Regions from separate parts of the Homo sapiens genome. Here region 1 is linked to region 2. A link is a loop called in an ENCODE intact Hi-C map of the cell type or tissue named here. Cell type or tissue: CD14-positive monocyte. All regions are shown on one strand. Each heading gives the region's core, and the rest is flanking DNA. Links, peaks and the distances in the headings are about the cores only. Region 1 holds the start of LOC105373966 (a long non-coding RNA gene). Region 2 has its middle 28 kb from the start of LINC02991.

Region 1 (11,188 bases), core at 1,753-9,752, 54 kb after region 2:
GCAACAAACAATGGCCGCTTCCAGCCACCACCTACAATGCTGCATTTTGATTACAAGGCTGCTGTATGCAGTATTTTTTTTAGGTGAGAAGAAACATCAGAAACAGTTGGAAAGGACCGGGAGGTGGATCCTCTAGGGATGTGGAGGGTTTCTGCTGGATGGCTTTCTTAAATGTTTCCTCTAGAGTCATCTGTGTCAGTAACGTTTGTGTGTGTGTCTTAGAAGTCTCTCTAGGATTTTATAAACTGCCATGATTTCTTGCTCTGTTATGAATTCATGTTGCTCTAGTCGTTCAAAAAGCCCAACACACACTCTCGCCATGGCACCTGTAGGCACCCTTTCTGCAGTGTTAACAACGTCATCCTCAGCATCACTATTATCATCATCACCTTGACTCAGAACTTTTGTCTGTTTCATCGTTGGTCGATGAATGCACAACTGAAGCCTCATTATGAATGTTAAAGACTTATTGGAATCCACTTCTTCTCGCTTGCCGATGGACTGTGTAGGTATATTTCTTGCATCTGTAAGAAGGTCAGACATCATCTTTTTCTCACTTGACATATGGAATCCTTCAAAGTCACCACCTTGTTCATCATCATCACTGAACGTAGTTACACACCAGAGGCTGTGCCAGGCATGCATGACTGTGTCTTTGGTCACTGTGTTCCAGGTTGGCAACAGCATATAACAACAGCCTTCATGCTAAATTCCTTTCGAAAACCTTCCCCACACACACATCTGTTTACTGCTGCTAGCATGCTCCTTAAGAAAGTGATTTTCTATTTATTCTTCATTAATCTAAGGATACCTTGGTCATGTGGCTGAATTAGTGAAGTCATGCTTGTGGGAAAGTACTTGGCATAAACATTATTTTTTATGAGAATTTCAGCTGAAGGATGAGCAAAACAATTGTTAAGGAATAACAAAATCTTGCAATTATCCAGTCCAGCTTCCCTGCAGTGAGCATGAGCCACTGGTACAAAATGTTTATGAAACCAATCAGAAAAGATGTTCCTGGTGATCCATGCATTTCTGTTAGCAAAATATGAACTGGTAAGAAATTCACTCCTTAAAAATAATAAGGATGCAGGCTCTTGCCTATCACAGCAAGCTTACACGTACACATGGCTGCTGCATTTGCAAATCCCAGCAAAGTCTTTCTGTCCCTCCTGTAGGAGCTGTGTCATCAGCGGTAGTCCGTGTATTTCTCTGGAAATAACACCAGAACAGTAATGTTTTATCAACATTATAGACTTTTTCTGAGCATCAGATTTTCACTAGTGATGGCCTTGGCAAATTCATCAGGTCATCAGTGAATTTTTTTTTTTTTTTGCTTCATGACCAGCAGATGATTTATCACCATAAACCTTTAAAAATTTAGCACTGTGGCCGGACGTGGTGGTTCACACCTGTAATCCCAGCACTTTGGGAGGCCGAGGCAGGTGGATCACAAGGTCAGGAGTTCCAGACCAGACTGGCCAACATGGTGAAACCCCGTCTCTACTAAAAATACAAAAATTAGCCAGGCATGGTGGCAGGTGCCTGTAATCCCAGCTACTTGGGAGGCTGAGGCAGAAGAATTGCTTGAACCCAGGAGGCAAAGGTTGCAGTGAGCCGAGATCACGCCACTGCACTCCAGCCTGGCAAGAGTGAGACCCTGCCTCAAAAAATAAAAATGAAAATAAAATAGCGCTGTGTCTTTTCTTAAATTTCTGCAATGTAACTGTTGGACAGTTCCCTTTAATTTCAGTTCATTGTGACAGGTCTCTGCTTGTTTCATAATCAGCATGGCATTAAGTGGCATGTGTGTTCATTGTGATGTTGACAGATCCTCTCTTTCAATACACAAACCCGATCTTTATTTTTAGCTTTACGTAGTGTTTTCCCATTTGTCACTAGCTTTTGCTCATCACTTTTGTCATAAAACTTCAACAGTCTGTCCTTCTGTTTCTTCAGGTCACGTATGGTGGTCATTCCAACACCACGCTCTTTTCTAAGACATTTCACACTTAAGCTGTGGTCCTATTTCCCCAACAGCTGGACTTTCTGTGCCATAAATCAATGCTTTGTCTTTTTCTTATTACGTTTGCCCAAAGGGGTATCTGTAGCCCTTTTTAATATTTCCAGCAATATCTTTACACCACAGAGCAGAGAATAAGAAAAAACAAAACAAAACAGTGAGTCATGCAGGTAGGTTTTGGCTTACGTGGGACATTTGGGAACCCGCTGTTGGCATGTCCAGCCTGCACACATGCCATTTTCTTACCCTTTGAGGACGTGCTTGTGTGGGGTAATCTGGGTGTGTGCAGAGAAGATATATCACCACTGAAAGTGGATGGAGGGTCTTTTTCCCCTGGGGAATGCTGAATAAACGGTTGTGCACCTGTGTTTTGACTGTGACCCATCACATGAAGTCAGGTGTGAAATTTTACACTTGTGGCCTCATGTCAGTGCTCAGAAAGTTTCAGATTTTGAAGCGTCTCGGATTCTAGGTTTTCAAATTAAAGATGCTCAAACTATACTTGATATATCAGTTTAAGTATCTAGGAGATAGTTTTAAGTATCTGTTTCCCACCTTACCTCCTTTTTTTTTTTTTTTGGTTGTTGTTGTTATATCATTATTTCTTCATTGAGAAATTTATAAAATTAATTTTACTCTGTAAATAATATTTATGTAGAAGTTTAGCCATAGTTCTGGATTTAAATTTAGTGTATCATCATTACTTAATGTCTTTTTTGTCTCTTGCTTGTCTGGAGTTTGTCAGGTTGTTTTCTCAAATTGAGCTCACAGGTGCCATTCCTGAAGTCTTTGGATGTTAGAGAATGTCTGTCTGTTTTCTCTACATTTGAGCAACACTTTGGGGAGATGCTCTGTAGACATGAAGAAAATACAAATTTAGGCTTCTCCATCCTCTGGTGCCAACTGAATCTTCACTTTTTTTCTTTCCTGGAGTTCATAGAATAATTTATTCTTGAAACCCTGTGATTTTACAAAAATGTGTTTATTCTGTAAAATTTTTTCTTGAGATATAGTGTTCCCCTTCACCACGCGGATTCAAGCCTTCTTTTATTCTAGTTTTCTTCTATTCTATCTTTGCATTTTTAATTTTTTTTTTTTGTTCTCTTTGTTTTGTTCTCTGCTTTGGGAATATCATGTATGAACATGTTATGTCCTTTTTTTGCCTGTCTTCCAGATCTATTGTTTTCTTTCTCATCATTTTAACGTTTTTCCTTGTGTTTTGCTCTATCTTTGCCTATTTCTGGTTTTAGCAGCATCTGTTCTTTGTTTTCTCTACTGAAGCTTTTATTTCTGCATATTCTTAACTTTCTCTTCCATTTCTTTGTCTGGGCTCCAGAACTTTTTTTTTTTTTTGTCTCTTGAAGATGAATTTTTTTTTTTGCATCTCTTCTTGCAGTATTTGTTTCAAAGGGGTTTTTAATTTCCTGTGGCATCAGGGAGAAGTTTTTGTTGGAGAGGTTTTCACTGTCCTGGCACAGTTCTGTGGAAGTGTGTTTTTCATTGCCTTCCTGGATGGTCACATTCAATGTCAGATCAAGGCAGGTGCATGGGGGCCCTGACATTTGGAGGAATGCAGTGCAACTCTGACGGGCCCTGCCAGCCCCACAGTGCCCTCTCCCTTAGGCCAACAGACCTGCCTGGCACCCTGCCCGCAAGGGTCTCAGAGGTGCTCTCGTTTCTGCCTTTGCCCCCCGACCCCCGCCCCGTCCCCTCTTGTGTCTGCCCCACTCTCATGGCCTTGACTTCACCATCTCCTTCTCTTTTGAACCTTTTGTATCTGGCTTCTTCTTTTCATTAAAAAATATTTTTACAGAAACTACTCTCTTTGAGCCAACCAATGACTTTCTGTCATCATTTCTGGCTATTTCTTCCAACTCTCGTGGCCTTCTCTATGTCCCCAGCCAGCCACTGTTAGGACTGTGGGCTTCCTTAAGCTCTTTCCTTAGGCCCTACTGGTGCAGTCCTGAACCTCCACTAAAGACCGCTGGCCATTCCCCCGGACTTCTGCCAAAGGCCGTTCTTCCCTCTAGCTTGGATGCTGTTACTGCCCAGGGTTAGTATTGGCTCTCTCTGCTCCCCTTCCCTCCCCTCCCTCCTCTCCTCCTCTCCTCTGCTCCCCTTCCCTCCCCTCCCTCCTCTCCTCTGCTCCCCTTCCGTCCCCTCCCTCCTCTCCTCTGCTCCCCTTCCGTCCCTTCCCTCCTCTCCTCTGCTCCATTCCCACCCCTCCCTCCACTCCTAGGCTCCCATGCCTTCCCTCCCTCCTCTCCTCTGCTCCCCTTCCCTCCCCTCCCTCCTCTCCTCTGCTCCCCTTCCGTCCCCTCCCTCCTCTCCTCTGCTCCCCTTCCCTCCCTTCCCTCCTCTCCTCTGCTCCATTCCCACCCCTCCCTCCACTCCTAGGCTCCCATGCCTTCCCTCCCTCCTCTCCTCTGCTCCCCTTCCCTCCCCTCCCTCCTCTCCTCTGCTCCCCTTCCGTCCCCTCCCTCCTCTCCTCTGCTCCCCTTCCGTCCCTTCCCTCCTCTCCTCTGCTCCATTCCCACCCCTCCCTCCACTCCTAGGCTCCCATGCCTTCCCTCCCTCCTCTCCTCTGCTCCCCTTCCCTCCCCTCCCTCCTCTCCTCTGCTCCCCTTCCCTCCCCTCCCTCCTCTCCTCTGCTCCCCTTCCGTCCCCTCCCTCCTCTCCTCTGCTCCCCTTCCCTCCCTTCCCTCCTCTCCTCTGCTCCATTCCCACCCCTCCCTCCACTCCTAGGCTCCCATGCCTTCCCTCCCTCCTCTCCTCTGCTCTCCTTCCTACCCTCCCTCCTCTCCGCCGCTCCCGTCTCTCCCCTCCCTGCTCTCCGCTGCTCCCATCCCTCCCCTCCCTCCTGTCTTCTGTGTCCCTCACACCTTCCCCTTCCTCTGCTCTCCTCTGTGCCCCTGGGAGCCCACATGTTCACTTGCCTGCACCTCAGGCCTGGACTCTGGTGAGCCACACCACTTGTCCCTCGTCCCTTCTTTCTAAACCAGAACTTCTTGTCATCCAGCCAGACTGTGACCCTATCTGGCCTCACCCTCCCTCCCTCCCTCCTTCCTTCCTTCCTTTTTTTTTTTTTTTTTTTTTTTTTGAGTTGCACTCTCGTCTCCCAGGCTGGAGTGCAGTGGCGCAATCTCGGCTCACTGCAACCTCTGCCTCCCAGGTTCAAGCTATTCTCCTGCCTCAGCCTCCTGAGTAGCTGGGATTACAGGCACCTGCCACCACGCCCAGCTAATTTTTGTATTTTTAGTAGAGACAGGGTTTCGCCATGTTGGTCAGGCTGGTCTGGAACTCCTGACATCAGATGATCAGCCCGCCTCGGCCTCCCATAGTGCTGGGATTACAGGTGTGAGCCACCGCGCCTGGCCTGGCCTCACGTTTTCTGTTTGATTTCTCTCAATAGAATCCTTGTGTGGGGCCTCGAAGCTGACTGACCACACCCCTGCCTCCGCCCTAAACTTGCGTCTGGGTCAATTGGTAGTGGGGCAGTTGTGTGGAGGGTTTTGTCACTGTATCTATTCCACCACGCCCTGCCTTTCCCTTCACACAGCCCCCACTCTGGTCCAGGCCCGGCTGGCGCGGTGACTCCTCCCCCACTGCCTGGTCCTCCCCCGCCCCTCCCACGCAGGCTCCAACACCGTCGGGGTAGGTTCTTTCTCCTAAAACATTGCTGAGCCCCACATCGTGTTAGGTTCTTTCTCATAAAACATTGCTGAGCTCCATCTCAGTAAATGTCCAGCAACCCCCCGCCCGCCCCCCAGACTAGGTGGAGCCACACTAGGCCACTTCTGTGACTCTGGGGTTGGCCCCAGCTGTTCCTCACTCAGTTCCCCACTCTGCTCCCCACTGCGGGGCTCACTGCCCCTCCTCCTGCTGTCCTGAATCCATGCTGAGCTCCAGCCCTCCCCACCTGAGACACCTCCCTCTGCCTCCCTCATCAGAGGCGGGCACCAGTCCAGAGCCGGCTTCGCCACCCAGCCTTGAGTCACCTCTCCACCTGGCCACCTACGGAGAAGCTCCTAGGTGATTCATTTGTCAAGTACCGACGAGACACCCTCTGGTGTGAGGCGGCATTGTTAGTAACCTTGTTATGATCTAAATATTCGCAGGTTTGGATCTCATCGCTACCATAGACTGTTGGAGTTTCAAGGGTGGAGATCCGCCATTGCTTTTTCCATATCCGCAGAAATTCCTTTCACATGAAATGTGAGTCTGTTGGGTTCCCCCCCGAGACCAGCGGTGGAAGAAGAAGCTGGAGGTGGCTGATGAGACACTTCATGCTGGACCAAGAAACGGGGACTCGGGGTTGAGTCCACATGTGCCATTTGTGGGGACGCCGTGCATTCCCCAGTTTGCCGCTCTCTGTTTCAAATTCTTTCACTCGATGCTGTTGTGGGCATGAAGTCAAAGCAGGCATGTGTGAGACAGTGCTTTGTAAAACATAAGGCACGGAACAAGTTTAGAACAGGAAGAGTTGAAGCTGGATTGACGCAATTACCAAAAATAAAATTAGCTGAGGGTGTCAGCGATGAGCCATGGAACTTTTAATAATCATCACATTTTAGGTCGGTGCCTTTATGCTTTGAATTCAAATGGCATCAATTTAGGAATAAAGAAGTCAACAGTTTTAATGGCCCAATATGGATGCAAGGGTCACTGATTACTTTAGGGTCCTTATGTTGCAAGGAGTCTAGGAAAAACTTCAATTTTTTTTTTTTACAGCAACGTGATTCTCTTTGTGGTGTCTACTAAAATAAGAAAGTTACAGTGAGATTTCTTCAGTGTTCTGATGGCTTTCTGCCTCTCCTCTGACCAGCGTGAGCCACTCCTTCATCTCTGCCTCTCACTTTCTGCTTGACAGTCAAGGCTCGCCTTGAACCTCCCTCTTCAGAAAGCCTTTCTGACCTGCCTCCTCAGGAGTGTTTGTTTGTGGTATTTGACCACAATCTGCACTATACTAATTAGCTATGATTTTTATGGGGCTGGAGGAACTTCTAAGGCAGCAGCCGCGTCGGGTTCTTCTGTCTCCTTCCCAGGGCTTCCTCAGGGCTTAGTACAGGGCATGTGCTAAGCATTCCCTAGCCCCTTCCTTTGCCCTTGTTTGTTCTTTCTAATCAGATTCTGTGGGGAAGTTCATTGTCACAATGTCCAATGTTTAGCATTCAAAGGCTGCATGAGGTAGATCAGGTAAACATACCTCTCTGGCTGTACCAAAATGGGGGGTTTGGCATATCCGCCACCTGAAAGCAGCTGGACCCTGCGTGGATCTGGGTTTGTATGCTGTGAGTAATGCTGTCTGCATCTTCGAATCTTTCACTGTAAGAAACAAAAGTCTGACAGCCTCTGAATCCCGCCCTCCTTCCTGATACACTGTGACAATGTGTTTATAGTACCCTGTTGATGCTGACCAGATGCTTGAAGAGGACAGGGTCAGATGCTTTGTTTGCCGAAGAAACCAGGTAGATACCCACACTGTGGCCCCAGGAGCTGGCAGCATCCTGGCAGCACCCTCGCAGCACCGCAGAGCCCCCACCTGCCTGCCCGTCACCGATGTCCTTTCTCTTCTTGAGTTAAGCCTTTCACTTACTGTCAGCTGGAGGATGCATGCCACAGCTAAATCCCTGGCTAAAAGGTACTAACTCCCAGATGCTCCAACCCCCACTGTGGGACTCACCGTGAAAATGTCCAGTTTCTTTATTATCAAAGAAAAATAATAGTCAGTGAAACCCAAACAAATCTTAGCGCTCCATGTGGCACAGTCTCTGCCTATTGGGACAAACTTGTGATCTGTTTCATACACCTTAAGATACAATGTATCTTTCGGGAGTATTTTTAAAGGGGCAGGGAGGCGGTGGGTGTGGTGCTTCCTGCAGAAAGACTCCTGAAAGGCGTCTTGACTTGTTTTTCTCGCTCCCCAAAGCCCATCCTCTTGTGCCAGCTCACTCCCTCTCCACTCTGCTCCTCCATTTCCTGTGCCTTTCCTGAGGGACTCAGCTTACACCCAACACACGCCAAGGGACTTTCATTGCTGCAGCATCTAGGACGTGTCATCTCATTGTCATCACTCAACACTTTTCTTATCAGCCTCAGGCTGTTACTTGGTCTCTGCAGATACAGCAGAACTTGAGAGAGAACCAAAAAACAAAATCCTTCCTTGGTCCTGGGTTATTCGCTGGTGGAGTCTGTGTCTCTGCTAAGATGACTTTGTCAAACACCTGCTATGTGCCAGAGCGTGGGCCCTGTGTCCAGCACACTTGCATGCCCTTTTGAGACTGACAGGCATCATTATCTTTTCTACAAAAAAGAAAGACGAGGCACTGGGTGCATAATTAACCTGCCCCAGACACGCAGCCAGTTAGTGGTGAAGCTGGAGCCCCCCCCGGAGCCTTCACATCACTGCCCTGCTCTCCAGCCAACCGTGGAACGAAACAAGAAGGCAGACAACGTCCACGGACGGCTCGCCCTGTGTTTATTATAGTGTTTGCAAATCTGAATAACTGAGCACATTCCTGACAACCCTGACTACTGAAATGAAGGCAAAGAGATGGGATGAAAAATGGGTACTTTGGATCAAAACAACCCCCGATTTATGTAAATGTAACTCTAACTTTTGGACAGGTGGCAGGTTTGAGACTGGGAAGCTGGATTCCCTCTGGACTGGGGGTGCCTCTGGCGACAACACTCCTGAGGAAGGCTCAAGCAGAGGAATTTTTTAAAATGAATGAATAAATGAGCTCTTCTCATAGGTTCTCATGAAAGGAGGGTCCCCAAAGAAGGGGAAGGGCTGAAGGGTTGGGTGATCTACACATCAGCAGCAGCAGTGTGTGGTTTCACCTGACAGACTGCTTGTTTGGGAGGGTGGAGGGGCTCTCCCAGGGGATCCCGAGGTTGCCCCTGAGTGAGCGAGGTCAGGACAATCTCTCCTCTCCTTCCTGGGTCTCAGGGAGCTTCCATGAACAGAGCTGGGGTCTGAGGCTGGCTCTTGGTTTGCAGCTGGGCTTGGCTGACACAGCCAGCCTGGCTCTGCTTGGGGTAGCAGGATACAGGAATTTAAGGCCAGCGTCTACTCCTGGGCGGGGGCAGGTCATCCCCCTGCCAGCCCATCTTTCCAATGTGACTAAGGGAGGTGCAGTGGGATGTGCAGGAAACGAGGATCCCTTCAGCCTCACAGTCCCCGGGACAGGGGCCTTGCATTTGTGTCTACTGGGCCGGTCTCACCCCAACATCCTAATGTCACCAACGTTGAACTTGTCTATTGTCTCAGTTTGGGTTTTCCTGAAAGTAGGTCCTGAGACAGGACTTGCGTACAGGCAGTTTATTTAGGGGACTGAGACAGGGAGAAAAGAAAAGACACAATGTGTGAATGAATAAGACGGACTCTCCTGAGGACAAGTGTTACTCAGCCCCACCAACCCCTTCTGAGGACTGTGTAGGACCCACCTGGAATTCATCTCCCCAAAGTATTAGGAGTCTGGGACACTTACTTTTCTGGGCCAGAAAAAGCCCCAGGCAGAGGTCCATGAAGGACTGATGTGGACAGATGCTCTCCAGTGACCTCCTGCACCGATGGTGTCTGCCACCCTGTCTTTGCCACCAGACTCTGAGTTCTGAGTCAATTTCGTCCACGGGACCCAGCTGTGGGCTTGGCCCATTTTTTTTTTTTTTTTAATGAATGAATGAATAAGCTCTTCTCATAGCTTTTCATGTAAGGAGGGTCCCAAAGAAGGATGAGCCAGGAGGCCCAGATAGGGGATCCCCTTTAGTTCCAGGTAGAGGGACACCCCAGGGTTGAGAGGGAACAGAGCAGCCTGAGGATGGCAAGGGAAGCGAGGGGTGGGGGTCTGGGGGCCTGGGGGCCTGAGCCCGCTTTGGCAAAGGCCAGGACAAAGTGGCCTTCTTGAGTGGTAGGGAACAGCAGGGTGTGACCTTCTTCCAGCCCAGGCTGGAGACCCCTCTGCCACCTCCTGGTGAGTGTGATGGGGGGAGGTGGCCTCTGTGATGAAAGTAGGAATGGCCAGGGCTGAAGCATCATGATGGAACTGTCCCCTGTGCCCCGGTTATGTGTGTCACTGCTGTGCCATGCCTGGGTGTGTGGGAGGACTGGAGGACACTGGCTGGGCCTGTATCAGGGCCACAGGAGCCCACTGGATGTTTGTGACTACACATCAAGTATGGAGGTAAGTGTCTTACGTGTTTGGGAAATGGTAATGGTGGGGAGGCCGGTGCAGGAGAATATGTGGGCCATGCCTCCTTCTGCTCCCTACTGTGTAACCTGAGGCAAGTGAACTTACTTCTTTGTGCTTTATGTCTCCCATCTGTAAAATGAAGACAATCACCATCCCCCCTCTTAGGATTACCACGAGAATGGAATGAGTTAACACACGGAAAACATTCAGACAGGGGCCTGAACTTCGGGAGTGCTCAATAATAGCTGTTTTTATTGTTGTGATTGACAGAGAACCTCTAGAAATAATTTCATTTCTACCTCCCGGTGGTCATGCAGGCAGCCATTATTTTGGTCTGTGATGAGCAGTCAGGGTTCAGGCAGGAAGACAGAAACATTCTAGGCATTTGCAACGGAGGGATTTAATATAGGGTATTTGTTACACTGGAGACAGAGTCCTGGGAAGCTGAGCAGGAAGTGGCAAAGCAGGTCAAGTCCCCCGAGAAGTGGCCATCAAGGCTTCAGTCGACCTGCCTGGGATCTACTGGGGAGAGGCCTTCGAGGACAGGAGTGGGTGGGCAGGGTCTCGGAGACCCCACAGGGTGGCCCCTGTGAAGGGGCGGGGTGAGGAGGAGGATGGAAGGAGGAGTGGGTGGGCAGGGTCTCGGAGACCCCACAGGGTGGCCCCTGTGAAGGGGCGGGGTGAGGAGGAGGATGGAAGGAGGAGTGGGTGGGCAGGGTCTCGGAGACCCCACAGGGTGGCCCCTGTGAAGGGGCGGGGTGAGGAGGAGGATGGAAGGAGGAGTGGGTGGGCAGGGTCTCGGAGACCCCACAGGGTGGCCCCTGTGAAGGGGCGGGGTGAGGAGGAGGATGGAAGGAGGAGTGGGTGGGCAGGGTCTCGGAGACCCCACAGGGTGGCCCCTGTGAAGGGGCGGGGTGAGGAGGAGGATGGAAGGAGGAGTGGGTGGCTGCAGCACAGCCCTAAGAAAGCT
Region 2 (11,188 bases), core at 1,186-9,185:
CCTCAGGCAGCGGTGGCCTCCTTCCCCTCCCGCCCGCTCACCTTCAGAGGGGGACATGGATGGAGGCCTCTTCCTCCCTGGGCCTCCCACTGCTCATCCAGGGCACCCCACTTTGCTGCTGGAGCACAGGGACCTGGGATCTGGGCTGGGTCCATGTGGCCTGCAGCTTCCAAGCCTTTCTCTGAACCTCACACTGGACTTCAAAGATGCATGTGGATTTTGTATTCGCCATAATCTACTTGTTTTATATAAAACTTACATTTTTCAGATTTCAGTTCTTAGGCTACCAGGCTGTAGGTGTCCCAGCCCCACGCAGCTCTGGAGCGCTGGGCAAGGCTTGGCACAGGGAAGCCTCTCTGCCCTACCAGCCTCAGTTTCCTCACCTGCAGAGCCCTCCCACCCTCTCAAGCTCCCGCCAGCACAGCTGCAAACTGTGTGGCTCACAGGCCCCAGTGCCCCAGAGTCTGCAAAGCCCTGCATGAATCCAGTCTCCACCAGGTGAGTGGGGGCACTGTCGGGGCTCAGAGGTCCTTGATCTCGGCTTCTGGCTGGTTCCCTGGACCTGAGCCTTTCAAGGCCAGGCTGCCTGTCCCCACCTGCTCTGCCTAGACTCCCCCGGGTCACCTCATTGTTCCCCAAACAAGAAAGTCCCACTGCAGGGCAGGCCTCTCCCCTGCAGGTGCCCTTTTGTGAGGCAAAGGACCAGCTCCTGCCTGCTTCCCCACCCCGGCCTCTGTCCTTTGTCAGTTTGGATTTTCACAGCGTCTGACTTGCTGCGCGCCCTTCAGGGAGCCCTGCTAGGAGGACTGGGTCCTTTGACTGTTTGGATCTCCTGACCTGAGCCTGTTTCCTCCACAATAGGAAACCACCGTGGGGAACCGCAGCAACAAAGCCTTTTGTGGGTCCAGTTATCCCGTCAGGAGCAGACAGGGGTGCTGCCGGGAGACTTCGGCCCCGTGGCTGCTTTGGCTCCTCTGGTACCAAGCTTAGAAGTAGCTCGGTGGCTCTCTGATCTGCAACATCGCAGACACTGAGATAGTTGAGACGCTTCTTGGAGGATGCTGCCCAGAGGTTAGCTTCTACCCACACACTGGGGTTTCTCCAGTTGTCCACTAAATCTTTAAAACCAGCTGCAGCCAGCCAGCCACCCTCAGATGGCTGGTCCCAGGACGCCCAGGACTCCAGACCCTTCCCATTTACCCTCTGGCCTTCCTGGCCTCCTCCCGGCTCCCTGTTCCTCTGGTCCCTCCTGGGCCCCCTGGCTCTCCCTGGGGTCTTTGAACTTGGGGGAGGGACACTGGATGTCCTAAAGCCATGACACATGATGACGCTGTGTCTCAGGGTCTTTGGGGGCAGAGACTAGAGCTCAGGACAAGCTTCGTCACACAGGTCCCCTCCTTCCCTGGCCCTGTCAGTGTCTCTGAATCCCAAGCACCGCGACTCTTCCGAGTTGCTTCCTGAGAGGCCGTGTGCTGTTCTGCCATTGGCTTTCAGTTGTCAGTCATCTTTCAGCTGATGTTATAAAGGTGTTCACACCCTTGAACAGGAGCCTTTTGTGGTGTGTGGCTGGGGAGGGTGTGGTCCCTCAATGAGGCGTTTTGCATAACGGAGCTTCCTTAGACAACTCCACAGCAGAGCTGGTTCCCAGACTCAGCCCTTCCTCACTGCTCCTTCATTCTGAGGTGTTCAGGCAACACCCGCCGTGTCCCAGCCCTACCCAGGCCCCGGCATGCAGCAGCAAACCACCCACAAAATCACATTCCAGTCTGCGTGGAAGCGACGCTGGGCAGTAAGCAAAGAGCAGAGAGGCCCAGTGCAGGCTGCAGAGCATCCCGAAGGAAAGGGCAGCAGCCTGTGTTCCAGCACCCTCCCTGGGACGAGGCCTTCCTGTTAGACGCAGCGGTGAGGGGCTCCCTCAGCCTGTGGTCCAGCACCCTCCCTGGGACAAGGTCTTCCTGTTAGACACAGTGGCGAGGGGCTCCCTCAGCCTGTGGTCCAGCACCCTCCCTGGGACGAGGCCTTCCTGTTAGATGCAGCAGTGAGGGGCTCCCTCAGCCTCTGTTCCAGCACCCTCCCTGGGACAAGGTCTTCCTGTTAGATGCAGCAGTGAGGGGCTCCCTCCAGAGGGGACCTGTGAGCCCAGAGCAGAATGAAGCCGCAGCGTGAGCCCACGGAGGCCTGGGGGCAGGGGCAGAGGCCCCGTGGCAGGCGCATGCTTGGCTGTGGAGTCTGAGGACAGGCGTTGTGGCTGCCGAGGAGGGAAAGTAGGGAGGAGTCAGGGCCACACTGCAGGGCCTGGGAGATCTGAGAGGCGGCTGGGGATGGTATTCCAAGCAAGAAGGCGACAGCCACCGAGGGCTCTGAGTGGAGCATGGCTTGACCCGACCCATACCCCACGAGAGCTTTACGGCCACCATTCGGGGAATGGGCGGCTCCAGCCACCAGCACAGGGGCCTTTCCCCGGAGCTCCCACACCTCACCGTGCACCTGGGGCAGGGAGCCTGCTTTCATAACATACAGTCAATCACTAGAGAAATCAAATAAAAAAGCAGATCAGCCCCAATTGTTTTTATTATTAGATTCGACAGGTATAAAACCACATCTTCATGAATATTAAACCAAGACAATACAGAGAAAAAGAAATAAATTATGTTGTTTCTATAATAAATTATTGAAAGTGTGCAGGTCTGTGATAAATATAGAGTCACTCTTGTCACTCTCTGTCACTGAACAGGAAGTTAAAAGCGAATTCAGCATTTCTCCTTGTTAAAAGGTGTGGCCAGCAGCCTCTGAGATCGTGTAAGGGTCCCCACCTCCTGGCATTCACGTTCTTGGGCAATCCCTCTCTCCAAGTGTTGCCTGGACTACTTGCTTGTAAGGACTAGAATATGACAAATGCGATGGAATGCCACTTCTGTAACTAGGTTATGGGAGGATTCTGGCTCTGGTCTTGCTGCTACCTCTGATGGGAACCATCTACCATGCTGTGAGCTGCCCTCCGGACAGGCCCATGTGGCAAAGATCTGAGTGAAGCCTCCAGCTGTGGAGTCCATCCTCAGGCTCCACAGCCAAGCATGTGCCTGCCACGGGGCCTTTGCACCTGCCCCACAGGCCTCCATGCGCTCACTCTGCTGCTTCATTCTGCTCTAGGCTCCAGGTCGCCTCTGGAAGGAGCCCCTCACTGCTGCCTTCTAACCAGAAGACACTGTTCCAGGGAGGGGTCCTCAGAGCACAGACCACTTCCCTCTCCTTCAGGACATTCTGCAGCCTGGGGGAAGCCCAGGGAGAAACCGGGGTCCTTGGTCCAACAGCCCAAGGAACTGAATCCTCTGACCACCACATGAGTGAGCTTGGAGCAGCTCCTCCTTCACTTGAGCCTTCAGATGAGACACAACCATGGCCAGCGCTTGCCTGTAGCCTTGGGAGAGGCCCCAAACTTAGCTGCATCCAGATTCCTGACCTGGGAAACTGCACAAGAAGAAATGTTTGTTGTTTTAAGCTACTAATTTCTGGGGGGTAATTTGTTACACAGCCACAGATAACTAATACAAACATCTATGAACAAACCTATGTATGCCAACATTAATGGCTTTGAATACAGCAAATGAGCTCAGGTTTTAAGAATTGTATATTTACTTAGTCTATGCTGGTGATGATATACTGCTCATAGGGAATGATGTATATTAAACTGTTTAAGTGTCTTGTTTTAATAACATAAACAGAAATGAGCCTCAAAAATGCATGTTGATGGAAATAACAGAAGAGATTTTAAAGCACTTTCAGCATATATGGAATATTCATCTTAAACTTTTATCCAAAATAAAGAAAATAATGTATTTTCAAAATCCATACTGAATCCTTCATCATTAGCTAGTTTCACAATTTATTCTGTAGATTTTTAGTTACATTTGAAACATCTTTCCATGAAGGAAATGGACTCTGGGTCCATGAATTTCTTATGCATCGACCTCTTCTGGTAGAAAGCAAAATTCAGAAAGTTCTATCAAACTTCTCAGTCATTGGATGATAACTTTTTTTCGTGGATGTGAAATATCATGATCACGTCGTACTTCATTGACGGTTGTTGTTAAGTAGTAGAAATTATGTCACAATAATTGAAGAAACTTTATTCTTCCAAGCTTTTAACTTTTGCATTTGCCTTCAACTCTTAGTTGCCAAATGTGTTGTATTTCTTCTTTGCTGGAAAAAATATTTAAAATCCCAAAGGTGTCATACAAATAAGCAAGTTTGGCTGTACAAATATTTAAATCATTGGCACTTAATTGGTTTCTTATCTTTCAGAAGTATTAAGAGATCAATCTATATGTCAGACAATCTAGACAAAGATCTTCTCATTACCATTGCACTTCAGCTTGTAATAACAGTTGTTCTTAATCAACCTTCTATCGTTACAAAGAGATAAAGTTCAACATTAACACACAGCCTTAAAATAATACATATTGTAATATAAGTATACCATGCCCAACTACTGCAAAACACATAATTTTTACTTTGCTCCTAAGCATAATCTAGTTCAGTGGGGTTTTTTTTTTTTTCCTAAAGCAAGACTTTCTTGATGAAGGAAGCAGTGTGCTGATTTAGATCCCAGCGTTAGCTCCTTAAATTAAGCTCCTACTCCAAGCCATATTTGTTGACAATTCAATCCTTCATAGTTTTATACAGTTTAAAGCTAGTTGTATTTGTTGGCAATGAAGCTGAAAAAAATTTCTTCCTTCATATCAAGTTCAAATCACATACAGGCTCAAAGAATTGCCATGCTAGCAATATTTGTGTTATCGTCGAATTTTAATGAGAAATATTTTGCTAGCTTTACTTGCTCTGTGGATTGGTCTTCTATACCACCAGCCAGTTCATGCATATATTGATCTTTGGCATCGTTGGGAAGTGGTACTTGAGCCGCCTTCCTTGTCATGGATTCTGTCCACGTTTTCCTGAAAACATCTCTGATGCCATCTTTCCTTAGTGCGTCGGTGATTTTATTTGGTTTTCGCGACTCAAAATGCTGCTTTGTAAGAAACTCAGAAAGCACTAAGGTCTATGTGTAAAATATTGAACATCTCTCAGCTTCTTATTCTTTCAAAGAACACGCTTTGTTTTTGCATTTTTCCATGCTTTGTATATAACCACCACTTAAGCTTTGATAGTTTCACTGGTTCTTTAGCTACTCCTACATTTCCACAAATAACAGAACGTGGTTTTAGCACTTCCCCGTCAATGATGGCTGCAACACTGAGCTCAATGCATGAAGGATCATAGCTCTGAGCAACCTGCCCCACTCGTGGCTTTCTTCTTTTGGCATCACTTTCATCACTGACATTTGGTTGGCCATTTCCGCTGCATTTCAAAAAGGAGTCTCCTTCCTTGACAAATGTCCAGTGAAACTGATTGCACAATCACGTAGTAGAGCTAAAAATAATGATACAAATTTTACTTCCCTAATTTAGCTAAGAATGTTAAAGTACACATTTAAAAAATAGTCTTAATTAAGACTTAAAACAATTATAAAAGCAACAAATGGTAACAATAAATACATATTTGCATTTTTTCAGATATTTACATATTTCTTAGGTACAGTTGACAAACTAACCTGAAGATATCACACATCCTTGAATAGACATTTCTCCAAAGAAGATACACAAATGGTCAATCAGCACATGAAAAGATGCGCAACGTCATTAATCATCAGAGAAATGTAAATCCAACATGCGGTGAGATACCACCTCATACCCATTAGGTCGGCTACTATCAAAAACCAGAAAGTAACCAGTGTTGGTGAGGATGTGGAGAAACTGGAACCCTTGGACAGTGAGAGTGGGAATGTAAAATGGTGCAGCTGCTGCGGACACCAATATGACAGGTCCTCAAGAAATCAAAAATAGAATTATCATGTGATCCAGAAAATTCACTTCTAGGTATATACACCAAAGAATTAAAAGCAGGAACTCGAAGAAATATGTGTACACCCATGTTCCTAGCAACATTATTTACAAGACTTAAAAAACAGAAGCAACCCATGTTCATCAACCCATGAATGGATACAAAAAAATGGGGTATTTACACACTAGGGAATATTATTCAGCCATAAACAGGAAGAACCTTGAGGACATCACGCTAAGTGAAATAAGCCAGAGGCAGAAAGACAAATACTGTATGATTCCACTGACATGAGGTACTTAGAGTAGTTAAATTCACAGAGACCGAAAGGAGAATGGTAGCTACCAGGGACTGGGGGGAGGGGAATGCAGAGTTAGCGTTTAATGGAATCAGAGGTGTAGTTTTGCAAGATTAGAAGTTCTGGAGATGGATGGCAGTGATGATTGCACAACAATTTCAATGTACTTAGTGAAACTGAACTGTGCACTTAAATTAGTTAAGATAGTACATTTTATGTTGTGTATTTTACAATAAAAACATTTTTTAAAAAGTCACATGTTGTAACGTGGTCATACTTCATGTGACAATGGCAAGCCTCCTGCGTGTGCCAGTCCACGGGCACTGTTGGGTGAGGGTCCTCTGAGCCTGGACTTGCATGCAACACAGGGACCACAGTGCTGTGCATTTCTGGGGCTTCCTCTCACTTTGTGTGCTTTTCTCATCCTTAGGACACACCTTGCAAGTCCTTGGTCTTGGGGTGTGGTTGGATGGCATTGAGGTTCCTGTGAGGGTCACACTCATCATGTCCATTTGAGTCCTCCAAAGAGCAGATACCAAGAAAAGAAGCAAAAGATGGACTGAGGGCCATACCTGTGAAGGACGAGCGAGGGGACTGGAGGCAGCATTGCAGCAACTGTGACAACAAGGGCAGCTGCTCAGGTGCAGAGGGACAAAAGGAGAGAGCCCCAGAGTGGGACTGGGGCCCAGGACGAGAGGCACGGGGCAGCGAGGGGTAGGCAGCTGAGTGCAAATGTGTGGTCAGGACATGGACATGAGGGCTGAGCCACGAGATGGGCCTTGGGGAGGAAGGACAGAGAGACAGAGGAGTGAGGACAGGGAGAAGGTTGCTGGTTCTCAGCCTGCTGGCTGCAGAGAGGCCTGGACGGGCCCGTCAGACCACCGTGTCGGGTGAGCTGGCTCAGGAGGAGGGTGAGGAAACTGCAGGGCTGGAGATTAATCAAGGAGGCTGTGGCTGTCCGTCAGAACAGCTTCTAGGGTCACGCTGCGGTGATCAACCCTGCGTCGGAGGAGCCTAGGAGGTCGAAGGAGAGACGTCCGACAGAGGCCGAGGCTGGCGTGAGGGAGTGCTGGTGTGCGTTCAAGTCTGCGCGTGTGTCCCTGCGTCCCTTCCTCCTCCCTCTCTCTGTCTCTCCTCCCTCCTCCCTCCCTTCCTTCCCCCCCTTTACACTCCCTTTCTCCATTCTTCCTCTGGTCTCTTCTCTTTCTTTCTCTTCCTTCCTCCCAGCCCCATGCTTTCTTTCCCCAACTTCAGCAGAGGGAGTTTTTCACATGATTGCTCCTGGCAATGAGCGACTATCTGTAACTATTCAGCTACTAAATAAAAACAACACAAGCTAATCTGTAAAGATTAACACCGGAGGGTAACAGGGAAAGCGTGGTTATTGATGAAAAAAACGTTTTTTTCAAGAAGTCACTTCCCTAATCTCTTCAAAGCTGACCTTAGAATTCTGATCAGTAAGATTTACACTTCCCATTTATTTTGAACACAATAAAATACATGCTACATAAACTGCCAGGCATTTGAGTATTTATTTCCTTATTAATATTTAATAAAAAATTTAAAACTGTTGAGAGGTGTAGACATGCCGATGCTGTCTTTGAGAGCGCTGAGAAATCAGGGAAGAAGTGTTAATTATACATGAGGGGAGATGCTAAATTGACAATGAAACTACGATGAAGCTTCACTGCCCTGAAGACAAAAATCAATGAGATAGAAAAGAACACTTGGACACAGAAAAGCTATAAAGGTCCCCAGGACCAGACCAGGCGGGGCTTCGGCTGCAGAGCCCACCAGCCACATGCGAGCTGGGGGAGCAGGGCCGGGAACCCACACAAGTGAAACAGTGTCGCGCCCGGTCACTGCCTGAGGGGCCCTCTCCACGGAGAAGGACGCACGCAGCGCCACGTGCGGCAGACAATGAGTCTGCTGGCCACGGTGCCCTGAGTGGGTGCCCCCCATCCTGTCTGGGTATTGTCAGGGCTGCTGCCACACGTGCTTTCTGCCACCTAAAGCCGGTCACTACCATTTTATTATTAGATTGGGGCAAAAGTAATGGTAGATTTTGCTGTTGAACATAATGGCAAAAATCACACTTACTTTTGCACCAACCTAGTCATGACTTTTGGGGCATTGCTGAGTCAGAAACTCTGGGTTGGTTGGTGATGATCACGGCCATTGTCCAGGGCTTATGGTGATCATGAGTCAAATGGGGGAGTGAGTGAGAGGAACAGGACATTGATCTCTGAGACAGCCTGGTTCCCCAGGGCAGGGCCCGTCTGTGCCGCCCCGGCCCCAGCCTTGTTCTCGGTGTCTAATGCATGCCAGCGTGAAGTGGGAGTCTCGCCAGAAGGCTGAGGGACAGGTGGATGAGGGACAGTCTGATCACTGTGAGCCAGGCGTGGGAAAAGCGAGGCTGGGAGAGGAATAGCTGACGCAGGCCCCAGGCAGTCACGGCACTCAGCTTCCTGGTGGCCTGGAGCTGTGGGGGCTGATCTGCATTGAGAACAATGGCAGCCTTCACAGGAACCATCCACCTCCCCTCTTCTTAGGCAGGAGGTCCCCAAGCTCCACTGGCACCTGAATCCAGATGATGATATCCTGATGCCAGGTGATGATATCTTCCTGCGGTCGTCCTGAGGGAGCCACATACAGGTGCAGGGCTGGGCAGGAGCACGACCCGGGAGGAGACTTTCCCTGGCAGAGAGGCGGGCCTGAGATTTCTTCTGATCAGTGATATCCAGTCCTCTGGCCGGCAGGCAGTGTGCCCTCTCTGCTTGGCATTTACCGCGGCCTCGCCTGCTGTCTTCTGTGCGTGCCGCGTCTTCTCACCCCATTCACACCTAGAACCACGGTGCAGCGGATGTGGACAAGCAGCTGGCAGACGGAGCTGTTGCCATCAATTCTCTTCTCTGTAATAACTGCTCGGCATGGTTCCTAGACACCACGCAAATCAATGGAACCTGGATTGAGATTTCTAATGAATAATGTAAGGGTTTAATAAATTTCCAGAGTGCAAACTGGGCTGGCACTAGTGGGTCTGATTGATTTCTCCTTGAGATGCATGTCTGCACCCAGCTTCCTCTGTGCTCCGCGAGGCGCGAGGGATTGGGGGCCATCAGGGGCAGAGGTGCAGGCTCCGCTGGGACTTTGAAGCTGGGGCAAGGAGTAGGGCTCACAGTGTGCGAGGTGTCGGTCGTGCTCAGGGCCCAGATGGCCAGAGCCTGGCACCCTAAAAAACCCAGCTAGAGAAAGGACGTTCTGAATAGGTTCCCCCATAGATAAAGGGGTAGGGGGATGTCACAGGAGCCCTTGAAGGGACTGGGCTTCTCCATGGGGAAAGAGAAGACCAGCGAGAGGAGGGTGAACTTTCTCCCTTCCATTTCATCGAGGCCTCCTGACAACCCGGCAAGGTTGGATTTTGGTCCTGTTTCACAGATAAGCCCCAAGCTTTAGAGACTTTAAATAACGGTGTCAAGGTGGAATAATGAGACTGTGAGCCGGGGTCCATCGGCCCTGAAGCCTCAGTTCCTTGCTCAGCACAGCCCCCAGAGAAGAATGACCTTGATGTGGAGGTGATGGGTGGACATGGCAGGAGACTGTCACTGACCAGGCTGCAGGTGTGGATGCAGGGAGGCAGGGAGGAGGGGCCGCTTAGGAGGGATGGGTGCTTCTGGGCAGGTGTGAGCAGGTAGGGTGGGCCCTTGCTAGTGATGTGCCAAGGAAGCTGGATTCTTTTGGATGTCAGCTGCAGTCTTGGAACTCTTGGACCCTGAGGGACTTCTGGCACTGAGACCCTCAGGCTCTGAGAAGGATTGCTGTTTCCTTGGTGAGCAGCTCCCACTCACCTGTTAGCAGGAGCAGTGCATCCCCACAAGGGCTCGTACAGTCACATTGAGGCGGGGTGTGCCTCCTTGGCCCCGACAGCCCCAGCTGCTGTGCCCGGCACCCCAGCTGCAACCATGATCACACAACCCAGGGCTGCTTCCAGCTCTTGACTGGCTGGATATGGAGGGAGATGAGGCAGGCCTAACCCCAGGATCACCCACATGGCAAATCCCATCTGACAGCTGCTTCTCAGAGGACACAAACTGACACTAGTGGCACCAAGAAGACAGGTATTGACATGAAGACCTGGGACCATCTCACTCCAGCCAGCAGGCGCTGAGGTGTCAAATGTTTCATGGATAGGTCCCCGCACAGAGTAATACCTCAGAGCCACAGAGTCCCTGCTGGGACCTGGGAAAGTGTCCTGATGGTGGGGAACAGTGCGGCAGGACAGCGATGCCGGCATTGGATGGAGGAAGGAAGCCACAAGCGCAGTGGAGCTGACAGGTGGACCAAGCTGTCTTGGCACCTGCAGGAGCATAATAAAACTGAGGGGCGGAGCCATTGCCAGGTGTGTCTGGGAGCCAGTGGGTTCTTTGACAGCACAGAGAGGCCCCAGTCTCTGCAGGTCAGACCAGACTGAGCCCTGCAGCCTGAGGGTGTCACTGTGAGAATCAGGCTCTGGAAACATTTGCATGCATGCTTGCCATTCTCAGCCATAGCAGGTCTGTCATGCAAACCTCCCAGCCCTGAGGAAAACCTGGGGCCCTGAGCAGACCCAGGAGCCCTGGGGTGGGAGGGGCAGCTGCCCGTTCGCCATCACTCCTGTGATCACTGGAGGGCTCACTGACGGGTGTGCTTGCTGGGGACACACCGAGGATCCCATCACACCTCCAGTCACACTGAGGATGCCACTGCACCACCAGTCACACCGAAGATCCCATTGCCCTGCCAGTCCCAGCTGCTGCTGGAGCTTTGGAATCCTCATGGTTGGGGCACACAAGGCAGCATCTTGGTGGGGGTAATGGCACCTGGTGGGCAGAAGGAGGCCGGAGGATTTGCATCCCTGTGAGCCCAGGTGATGCTCCTGGTCCCTCCAGGGACTCCCTTTCACTTCCTCACTCTGAATGGATATGTGTGGCTCCCTGGCCTAAGCAAGGTATAGCC

The links. Peaks named below come from ENCODE experiments on the same cell type or tissue, not always from the same donor. Only the 100,000 strongest peaks of a DNase experiment are listed, where the experiment ranks them.
Region 1: it touches region 2 in a loop (2.7-fold over the local background); 3 of 110 quality-filtered maps call a loop at or near these places.

The regions. Positions count from the first base shown.
Region 1 is chr2:239,654,547-239,665,734 of GRCh38, forward strand. LOC105373966 (a long non-coding RNA gene) reads left to right here and starts at 1,862. Exons shown (of 3, transcript XR_924055.3): 1 at 1,862-2,193; 2 at 3,925-4,076; 3 at 6,142-7,859. RefSeq lists an enhancer at 5,939-6,438. In CD14-positive monocyte, for the core only: no CTCF peak of the experiment used is centred there; DNase peaks (open chromatin) are centred at 1,805 and 5,045; H3K4me3 peaks cover 1,865 bases; H3K27ac peaks cover 2,214 bases; H3K27me3 peaks cover 333 bases.
Region 2 is chr2:239,600,832-239,612,019 of GRCh38, forward strand. No RefSeq gene overlaps it. Among named protein-coding and RNA genes, the nearest start is that of LINC02991, 28 kb to the left of the region's middle. In CD14-positive monocyte, for the core only: no CTCF peak of the experiment used is centred there; DNase peaks (open chromatin) are centred at 5,350, 5,710 and 6,120; H3K4me3 peaks cover 3,411 bases; H3K27ac peaks cover 5,557 bases.